Regions from separate parts of the Homo sapiens genome. Here region 1 is linked to region 2. Evidence: chromatin loops called from intact Hi-C (ENCODE). Cell type or tissue: mammary epithelial cell. All regions are shown on one strand. Each heading gives the region's core, and the rest is flanking DNA. Links, peaks and the distances in the headings are about the cores only.

Region 1 (5,381 bases), core at 138-5,137, 57 kb after region 2:
TCGTCCTGAGCACCCACTAGCCTGGGCTCTGTGGACTTGCTCTCATGCTTGCATTTCCCTGCAGGTGTTCCATTCAGAGACGCCCAAGACCTGAGGCCGCTTGGGTTCATTGGCCTATTGATGGCCTTGGATCTGTCTTGCCAGAGCACCTCCACAGTGTTTTGGAAACATGTGGGTTGGGATTGACCAAAGCTGACGTGACTAATGGCAAAGTGACCACGGTTTGGGTCAACGTTCTCTGACCATGAAAAGAAGAATCGTTGTCTGTCCTTGCTAGGAACCGCACATGTGCCAAGTTTATTTGTAATGTGTTGCTGGGGATATTCCTACCAATAATGAATAATTAAGCCCAGAATTCATTTTTGGGTCTTTGTTGGGTTTTTCTTTTCTTTTTTCTTTCTTTTCGTGACTCAACCATTAGCTTGTGTGGCAAATATAAAACTGAAATCTGGTAGTCACCCACTACTTAAAACACCTTTAATGGCTTCCTTCTTTTCTTAAGAGAAAGGCTTAAAATAATTGATCAGTGGCGCCCAGTCCCTAGGTAGTCTCTGTCCTACCCAGCTCTCCAGCCTCACTCCTGGCCCTGTACCCACTCTGGCCTCTGCTTTGTCCCTTGGACTACCCAGATCTTCTAGTTCCACAAATGCACCCATGCTCTCCTGCGCAGGGTCTCCCCATCAGAAAAGAGCAGTCCTCCACCTAGATGGCTCTTCCTCCCTCTTCACTCCCAATTAATTCTGTCTCACCCTTTAAATCTCTGCTCAGATATTCCTTGTTTGGAGATACCTTTCTTAACCTCCTTGGTTACGTGGTTAGGTTCAACCCTCTTAACCTTATGTTCTTTTTTTTTTTTTTTTTTTGAGACGGGGTCTTGCTCTGTCACCCAGGCTGGAGTGCAATGGTGTGCTCTCGACTCACTGCAACCTCTGCCTCCCAGGTTCAAGCGATTCTCTTGCCTCAGCTTCCTGAGTAGCTGGGATCACAGGCGCGTGCCACCACACTCAGCTAATTTTATATTTTTAGTAGAGACGAGGTTTCACCATGTTGGCAAGGCTGGTCTTGAAATCCTGACCCCAGGTGATCCGCCAGTCTCGGCCTCCCACAGCGCTGGGATTACAGGCATAAACCACTGTGCCAGGCCCCTTACGTTCTATTAAAGTGTGTTGTTCCCCTTTATTGGAACCTTTATCCCAATTGTTTTGTCAACACAAAATTGGAGTGTTTATCCCAATTGTTTTATCAAACTTATTTTGTGATTCTTTGATTCACGTCAGTCTTTCCTACTAAATCCCCTGCCACAAGGGCAAGCACTGTGTCTGGTGCCACTGACTACTGTCATCCTATAGGATGATAGGCATTTAATCAATATTTGTCCAATAAGTGACAAAATGACAAAATGAACAAATGACAAAAATGAATGAAAGATCGATTAGGGCAAACCAAACCCTCGTTGAGAGATTACAAAACAAAAAATTACTTGAATATACAAGTCATTTATTTAGAGAAAAATAGGGTTATCACCATGATACCTAAATTAGTCATAGAACACACAGAGTTTTCTGGTGGGGAGGGGAGAATCCCATAACCAAGCAGCCTCACATACAAGATGATAGATGGCTATTATGTATTTTTTCCTTCTCTGTATTTTTCTTCACGGAAGCAAATGGAACTTTCCAAATATCACTGTAGGATTGGAAAAAGTGAAGCAGTCCGTAGTGCCATTTTGGGGGAAGGAGGGGGAAGAAGGGGAAAGGAGTCTGAAAAGCGTTTATGTTTGCTAATGGAAGTCAGATGTAGTACTCATTTTATGTTACTTAAGCAACGTGCTACATTTTCTCCATTAGTGGTCTTGTCAGGCATAGGATGTTTACAGGAAGTTGCACTAAGATAAGTGTGTCCTTTAAATTCTGTATCTTTCAGACCTTAGCAGTCTGCTGACTCCAGCTTTCAGCAGAGCAGAAACAACGCCTTGGGAAGACTTAAAACAACTTTGAATAAGAACCTGCTTGAGAAAGATTTGCCTTACAAGCTAAATGTTACATTTCCACTCAACAGAAAGGTACTGCTGTGTGGCCGTAAAAAGCTGGCCAAAACCCTGTAACCTTTGCAGTTAGTCATGTTATTTTTGGTTCATGCCAACATGGATCACAGCTGTGACTCAACAGAGCCACTGAAGCAAGAATTCAAAGAGTTTAAAGAACAGCAAACTCAGAAATGACTTTTTTTTTCTTATGGTGTCATTACGCAACATTTCTTGTCGTTTACCTTTTCTAATTTACCAACTCCATACAGATGAGCTCAGTCGTTGTTTGGCAATTGAAAATCTGAGTTGCGTCAGCACACTTCCCCAAATCCCACTGCAGGCGGAGGATGATGAAGCTTTCCTTTCTGGGGTGTTTGTTTTACGTAAGTAGTGACTTACTTTTCAGAGGTAAAAAAAAAAAAAAAATCTGTGTTGATATATGTCTCCCTCAAACCAAAAATAGGACTGGGGATTGATTTAAACGTTTGCAGTTCCCCATTTGAAGATGACAGAAAGCCCATATCGACTGGTTCTGCCTTTGTTTTTGTTTTTCACTAATTTATATTCACAAAATGAAGCCATAAGCTTAGACCTCACCGAATGGAAAACAGGCATGGACTTCAGCAGGCAATATATTAGCATATTTATCAACATCCTTTAGATTTTTGCTTTCATTTTTTAAATTACCATGTAAACTTGAAGATAACCCCAGTTTTCCCATTTGTGGGAACATAAGAAAGGGAGATGAAAAAAAATAATATTTGTCCCTTATCTATGAAGTGCTTTTATTTTTTAAATTTTTTTTATTACCTGAAGAACTACATTATCGTCAATATGAAGTGCTGTTTTTTTAAGCATTATGATTAGACTTAAGGATTCTAAGGACTAAAGTATTAAGGTGTTTTTTGTTGTTATTTGCTAATCATTAATCAACTGTTTTACCTGATTAATTTTCTCTTTGGGAAAATAGATTGAGATTGTGATCTGGGAGACCAAAGTAGACATTACTTTATCAATGAAGAAGGACCTTAAGGTTAACGAAACAAAAAGTTGGCCAGGTGAGGTGGCTCACGCCTGTAATCCCAGCACTTTGGGAGGCAGAGGTGGGTGGATCACGAGGTCAGGAGTTCAACACAATCCTGGCCAACATGGTGAAACCCCGTCTCTACTAAAAATACAAAATTAGCTGGGTACGGAGGCACACACCTGCAGTCCCAGCTACTCAGGAGGCTGAGGCAGGAGAATTGCTTGTACCTAGGAGGCGGAGGTTGCAGTGAGCTGAGATCATGCCAGTGCACTCCAGCCTGTGTGATGGAGCAAGACTCCGTCTCAAAAAAAAAAAAAAAGAAAAAAAAATTTTACCTATGGATTGAGAGCTTAGGGCCCAGCTGGCCTTGCGAATTTCTAAATTCCTGTAAGAAAATCCACACTCTTGCTAAACTCCCTAACAATAGGAGCTATTGGGCAAATTATCCTAACTCCAATTTGCAATCCAGACCACTACTATTCTGATTGGACAGAGGACAGGCCTTACAAACATTCTTTTCTGATGAGCAATTGCAGACCTTAAGCCAGTTTCAGCCAGCTTATAGAGGCTGCACACACACTGTCTTTGTGTCCTATAGTTCACCTTTTGCCCCAAAGTGAATATGGGATGTATATTACATGTTTGTTTATTCATTGCTCCTGTGCTTGGCTCTCCTCATAAATATGTATAGCTTCTACCCCAAACCTGCTGAATACGTATGACTCTATTGTGTAATACAGACTCTCAGAGGAATGAGACCCAACCTGTCCTTCCCCTGTTTGAAGAGAGAGCATCTTTGGTCCATGCTGGAGACTTTCTCTTCCAGCTTGCAACTGATATCACCAATAAAGCTCTTCTTTCTACTATTTAGTCATCCTGGTGGTCTTTTGGATTATAAGTTTTTGTGTCCCATAGTTATACCCATTGCTTAAGCTTGCCATATAGAAAATGCCATTCATAGACACAGCTCTTCATTTGAGTACTTAAAGGTAAGTTTAAAATGTGGAAACAGGCTGGGCACAGTGGCTCACGCCTGTAATCACAGCACTTTGGGAGGCTGAGGCTGGTGGATCACCTGAGGTCAGGAGTTCAAGATCAGCCTGGCCAACGTGGTGAAAACCCATCTCTACCAAAAATACAAAAATTAGCTGGGCATGGTGGCACGCACCTGTAATCCCAGCTACTCAGCAGGCTGAGGCAGAAGAATCACTTGAACCTGGGAGTCGAAGATGGCAGTGAGCTGAGATCATGCCATTGCACTCCAGCCTGGGTGACAGAGCGAGAATCCATCTCAAAAAAAAAAAAAAAAAAAAAAAAAGTGGAAACACCATTTTGGAGGTTTTCTTTCAATAACAAAGATGTTGCCCAAAAGGAAATACATTTCTACGATACCCTTTGGGTGTGACAGGGAATTTTATACACCTCCATAAGGAAAGTGTATAACATTCTTGGGAGCTACCTTCAAGCATTTACTGTACAGGGAAAATGGAAGATGGTCTACTGAATGAGTGTCTCACTGTGGATTGGTCCAGGAACCAGTTCAGCACATGGTAGCAGCTATTCCTTTTTAAAGTAAACTGATGGAACTTTTGTTTCCTTTTGTTTCCTGAAACCTTTTGTTTCCTGATTCTCTTGTTTTTGGCAAATTCTTACTTGAAAATATTTTTGAACTAGAATGTTTTGAGCTCGGAGAACCTGCAGAAACCATCTTATTTATGGATGCAGAAGGTAGCACAGAAAGGTTAAGGAACTTACCTAAAGTTACACAGCTAATTTGTGGCAAAAGTGGGATTCACTTCCAGGTTTAGTATGTCATTTGAATCACGTCATAACCTGCTTTGGAGAACAAATTGATCTAAAGAATTGACTGTTCCAAAGAATTTGGTTTATAAATCTTAAAATCATTTAGATCACAAAATGTCATGAGAGAAAACACTGAGAATATAGAGAAATGTTCAGAATATTAGAACAAATTGAAGTTGTACCTATTTCAAGAAAAATAAAATCTTTCCTATATCTTTATGTGTATAATGATTTTTAGATTATTTTTTAAATTGCCAAAATTCAATTTGGCAAAGCAGTGAACTTTGAAACACATGTTAATAAACTGAAGTTTTATTTACTGATTTTCTATAAACAAATAAACACTGAAATGTTATCTATAATAATGAATATTCTTGTGTTCCTGGAACACATTGAAATATTGTGTTGTAATAAAATAAAAATTACAGTGCTGTAGAGGTTAGCATTGGAGGTTAACGTATTATTTCGATGTATAAAATATAGTATTGAACAAAACAGACATAAATCAGCATATGGTGGGATTCC
Region 2 (5,381 bases), core at 228-5,227:
AAATATAAGCCTGCAAAGGCAGAATATCAATACCATTAAAGAGATTTCATGTCTTAGAAAAAGGCTTCTGATTAAAGTGATTTATTCTTTTTTTAGTACCTAATGCTTTAAAAAAATCTACCGTTCACTTCTCCACAATAGAATAAAAAACATAATTTTAGAACATGAGAAACTTTTTGACATTTTCAGAATAGACCAGTGACCAAGAACTTTCTGAACCGGAAAGTTTGTCTCCAATTTTATAGATTTTCCCTTCCTTTGAAAATGGATCTTATCATCTATAGCAGGGCTTTGTAGTTTTGAAAAAATATAATTATCCAAACTATTTTCTAGGTCAAGAATTATTAACAAGGAACCACTGAGGATGGCTAGAATGCATTTCAGGTTTTTAGGCCCACAAAGGATAATCTAGACCCACAAGGATAATCCATTCCTATCTCTTTTCTTTTTCAAACAAAGAAAAGTGGACACTTAGTCTGGGGCCTTATCTGACAATGCAATAGAATACTGGAAATTCAGATTAGAAACCAGGGAACCTGGCACACTTGGTTGCAGTAATTGTGATCTTGGCTTCTGTATTAGTCAGCTTGTGCTGCTATAACAAAGTGCCACAGACTGGGTGGTGGCTGAAACAACAGAAGTTTGTTTCTCACAGTTCTGGAGGCTAGAAGGCTGATCTCAAAAACTACTGTCTGATCTGGTTGCTGTGAGAGCTCTCTCCCTGGCCTGCGGACAGCTGTCTTCTCACTCTGTCCTCACAGGGGCTTTCCTCCGGGCATGCACGAGGAGAGAGGGCTCTCGGGCTTTTTCCTCTTCTTATAAGGGAACTAATCCAATCTTTAGGGTCCCACTCTCATGGCCTCATCTAACCCTAATCCCTGTCTGAAGTCCCTGTCTCCAGATTCCATCACGCTGGGGGCCAGGGCTTCAATATATGAATTTTGGGAGACACCATTCAATTCATAGCAGCCTCCTTTATTACCTTTTTTTCTGGAATATATTCTAAGCTCTGAGAGTATCTTCTCAGCATCTTGGTTTTAATATCTGAAAAAATGAATCTTACTAGCAACTTCTCAGGAATGTCAAAGTTTATTTAGAAAATAATTGCATGTTATAAAAGACCAAATCTATTCTGATGCCTTAGATGTAAAAGTAAACCTGAGGAATATTTTCATGATTGTTATCAGTTTGATTGGGAAATTGTTGCTACAAACACTCATTCTTGTTATCATTCCCTTTAACTCATGGGGTCCCCTTGGTGTAGTAGATAGAATGAACTGTAGTCTATGTCTCAAAGCTCAGGTTCTAGCTCTGCTCTGGAACTTGCAAATCTAAACTGTCAGTCTTTCCACCTTTTTTTTTTTTTTTAAGATGGAGTCTCGCTCTGTCACCCAGGCTGGAGTGCAGTGGCACTATCTTGGCTCACTGCAAGCTCCGCCTCCCGGGTTCACGCCATTCTCCTGCCTCAGCCTCCTGAGTAGCTGGGAATACAGGCGTACACCACCATGCCCGGCTAATTTTTTGTATTTTTAGTAGAGATGGGGTTTCACCATGTTAGCCAGGATGGTCTCGATCTCCTGACTTCGTGATCTGCCCACCTCGGCCTCCCGAAGTGCTAGGATTACAGGTCTTTCCACCTTTAAGAAGTCCCTTCCCTCTATAATATTGGGGAAAGAGGGGTGGATGTCTCCCATCTGCTCTCATTTGACCTCTCAGAGTTATATTCTCACCTTTTCAACTTTACGCTTCACTTCCTTCACTGCTGGTCTCAGTCTGGAACCCACTGACTACAGTGCCCTTGCTCTTTGCATATGCACGTGTGTGTGTATGTGTGCCTATGGGTGTACATGTGCATGTGTGTGCACAAGTATGTATGTGAAACGATGCTGATTAAACAGGATGATTATCCAATACCAATCAACTTGGATAATCTGATTATCCAAGGAAGCTCAGAGGAATGTATTGACTCACATGAAAAGTAGTACAAAGGTTCTTTATCACTGGAGTCTAGTGAGAAAGAACAGTCGCATGAGTCAGGCAAAGCAACTTTATTACTCACAGATAGGTGGTGAGGATAAACAGAAGCCTAGGATCCACGGCAAGCCAGTTCCCCCAGGCTCAGGGGGGCTGCCCTGGGTGGCTGGAGTCTTGTCTGCACATGACCCATGTTGCATTGCAGCTAAGGGACCGCAAAAGCACTCCACTCTGAGTTTTATGCCCTTGGTGGAACTTGGATCACTGAGTTCAAGTACTGCAGGCCATCCTGTTCTAGGAGGGATGAGGACATAGCCCAGGCAGTTCTGGACAGTTGCCCCTTACCTTAGGATGTTGCGGTCTCTGTATATTCTACAGTTATTCCAAGAACTACCAGCAGGAGTAGGGAGAGCCGGGTAGTACAAAGCCATCTGGGCACCTGTCCTCCTGTAGATAGAAAACACAGGGTTACCCAAAACTCAGGCTCTGTCTTTTACCTCTTTCTTTCTACATGCCATCGTTCTCCTAAACTGTTTCACTCCATAGGATTAAAATTACAGCTGCTGGCAGCATTGGGCACAATCTTCCCAGCTTTCCCAACTGATAGGAAAGAGCTTCTTCCAGCTTTAGCTGAAAAAACCTGGGCAAGGGTTCTCATTGGCCTGGCTTGCCTCCTGGGTCAGCTTGACGAGCCTAGCTAGGGCCAAAAGCCTCCTCTGGACGCATGTGGTCATGGGAGTGGTCCCCTGCAGCTGGCACATGGATCACCTGCTACAGTGAGGCCATTTCACCAAAGAAAGGAAGGTAAAGATACAACCACCATGTGGATGTGAGCTGGGCAGTCACCCTCACTTCTCAGTTTCTGCTCTAGTGGGACAGGTTTTGCAGCCCTCTTTTGGCTCTGCAGAGGTCCTCTTTACAGCCCACCACACATAGCTACATGGGTAGATAGGATTTACTGAAGGACTGGGGAAAACTAAAGGGAATGACAACACATAGTGGGAAGAACTGCAAACCATAAGCTGGCAGTGCCCATAGTCTAAGGGCAAGCATGCAAGGCAGTCCACCTCCCACAGGGACCCTGTTCTGATGTACTGGTTTCTTTTCTTTTTTGTTTTTGTTTTTTTGTTTTTGAGACGGAGTTTCGCTCTTGTCGCCCCGGCTGGAGTGCAGCTCACTGCAACCTCCGCCTCCCTGGTTCAAGTGATTCTCCTGTCTCAGCCTCCCGAGTAGCTGGGATTACAGGCATGGGCCACCATGTCAGGCAAATTTTTGTACTTTTAGTAGAGATGGGGTTTCGCCACGTTGGCCAGTCTGGTCTCGAACTCCTGACCTCAGATGAGCCACCTTCCTTGGCCTCCTAAAGTGCTGGGATTGCAGGTGTGAACCACTGTTCCCGGCCTGTTGTTGTTGTTGTTGTTGTTGTTGAGACAGAGTTTTGCTCTTGTTGCCCAAGCTGGAGCACAGTGGCACAATCTTGGCTCACTGCAACCTCTGCCTCCCGGGTTCACTGATTCTCCTGCCTTAGCCTCCAGAGTAGCTGGGATTACAGGCGCCACCACCCCCCGTCTATGCCTGGCTAATTTTTGTATTTTGGGTAGAGATGGGGTTTCGCCATGTTGGCCAGGCTGGTCTTGAACTCCTGACATCAGGCGATCTGCCTGCCTTCGCCTCTCAAAGTGTTGGGATTACAGATGTGAACCACCACGCCCAGCCTGAGGTACCCAGTTTCTGCCCTCAGGCCCTCAAGCCTCTGTGCCATGCACCTCCACCCTCTAAGCTCCAACTTGACTCTCCTGCCATTTGGGAAACCTTGTCACATGCATTGTTATGACCCAGCATACACCTTCCTCCTCCCAGCAGAACTTCTGCAAAGTCTCAGCAAGTCAGTCTGGAAATAGCATCCCAGTAGCTCAGGGAGGGACAGGCTGTGGTGGCCTCTGCCATCCAAGTTCTGCAGAATTGTGCAGGCGATGGACTTTGGTTTTACTGCTCCTGAATATGCTGTGTCAGACTCTCCTATGAGACTGCCTGGCAGACTTGTTTATGCCCTGCCTAACAGTGTGAGTTGCAGATGTGGATATGGTCAGCTCTCCATATCCGTGGGTTCCACGTGCATTGATTCAACCAATTGCAGATTGAAAATATTTTTAAGAATCGTGTCTGTATGAAACATGTACATTTTTTTCCTTGTCATTATTCCATAAACAATATAGTATGCCAACTATTTTCATAGCATTTACTTTGCATTAGGTATCACAAGTAAACTAGAGAGGATTTAAAGTATATGAGAGGATGTGCATAGGTTATATGCAAATACCATGCCATTTTATATCAGAGACTTGAACATCTGTGAATTCTGGCATCCTTCGGGGGGCCATGAACCAATCTTCAGTGGATACTGGAGATAATTGTATTTATTTTCCTGTCTAGCAGAGAGAAAGAGATCAATACTTTCCTCACAGTTCCATCACTGCAAGTCCTACTTACTCACAATAGGATTCTGTTCACCTTGCATTTTAAATTGTCTCCCTGTGGGTCTGTTGGGGATAATAAACAGGCCCATTGCTCAGCCACACACAGTGGCTGTTCCTTGGCTATTAAGAATACCTTGCCAAGTCACTGAGCTTTCTGCTGAGAGGATTAACTTCTTAGATGAGGATCATGCTTCTTCATCTCTGCCTGAAAGAGAAAGTTGTTATTATTATTATTATTATTATTATTATTATTTTGAGATGGAGTTTCACTCTTGTTGCCCAGGCTGGAGTGCAATGGTGTGATCTTGGCTCACCACAATGTCCGCCTCTTGGGTTCAAGCGATTCTCCTGCCTCAGCCTCCCGTGTAGCTGGGGTTACAGGCATGTGCCACCATGCCTGGCTAATTTTGTATTTTTAGTAGAGACAGGGTTTCTCCATGTTGGTCAGGCTGGTCTCGAACTCCCAACCTCAGGTGATCTGCCCGCCTCGGCCTCCCAAAGTGCTGGGATTATAGGCGTGAGCCACCGCGCCCATCCAAAAAAGGTGTTTTTTCCCCTCTTTGTTATGCAAGTTATTTTAGTTTGGGTCTCCACAGCAAGCTTGAATATTTCTTTGAAATTTACCGCTTATCTTAAAATTATTGTAAACTTTTCAATCTACTCCATTATACATCTGTTTGTTATATAAGTAATGTTTTAAATTACTTTCTATTAAGCAAAATAGATTTTCTGAAAAGATATACCATATTTATCTTTTGATTCTATTATTCTCTAGCTGTGAGTTCTTCTTGGCATTGAGCTTGAGCATGAACATACGGAATTACAACCTGACTACCCACCACCCGCAACCCCAATCCTCTGGAGCAACTTTGAGAGCTTGAGCCTTTGTAAAATTGCATCTTTGGAACACACAACCATATCCAGCTCTTA

Evidence for each region. Hi-C counts contacts between places; a loop is a spot of excess contacts. Peaks named below come from ENCODE experiments on the same cell type or tissue, not always from the same donor. Only the 100,000 strongest peaks of a DNase experiment are listed, where the experiment ranks them.
Region 1: a loop joins it to region 2, with 2.9 times the contacts of the local background. A loop is called at or near these places in 4 of 110 quality-filtered maps.

What each region holds. Positions count from the first base shown.
Region 1 is chr6:7,696,064-7,701,444 of GRCh38, forward strand. LOC105374906 (a long non-coding RNA gene) reads left to right here. Exons shown (of 4, transcript XR_926437.4): 3 at 1,924-2,062; 4 at 2,296-3,919. Among named protein-coding and RNA genes, the nearest start is that of BMP6, 27 kb to the right of the region's middle. RefSeq lists a silencer at 1-164 and an enhancer at 2,213-2,507. In mammary epithelial cell, for the core only: no CTCF peak of the experiment used is centred there; DNase peaks (open chromatin) are centred at 2,248 and 3,588; H3K27ac peaks cover 1,654 bases.
Region 2 is chr6:7,639,030-7,644,410 of GRCh38, forward strand. No RefSeq gene overlaps it. Among named protein-coding and RNA genes, the nearest start is that of SNRNP48, 52 kb to the left of the region's middle. In mammary epithelial cell, for the core only: a CTCF peak has its summit at 2,403; a DNase peak (open chromatin) is centred at 2,072; H3K27ac peaks cover 1,708 bases.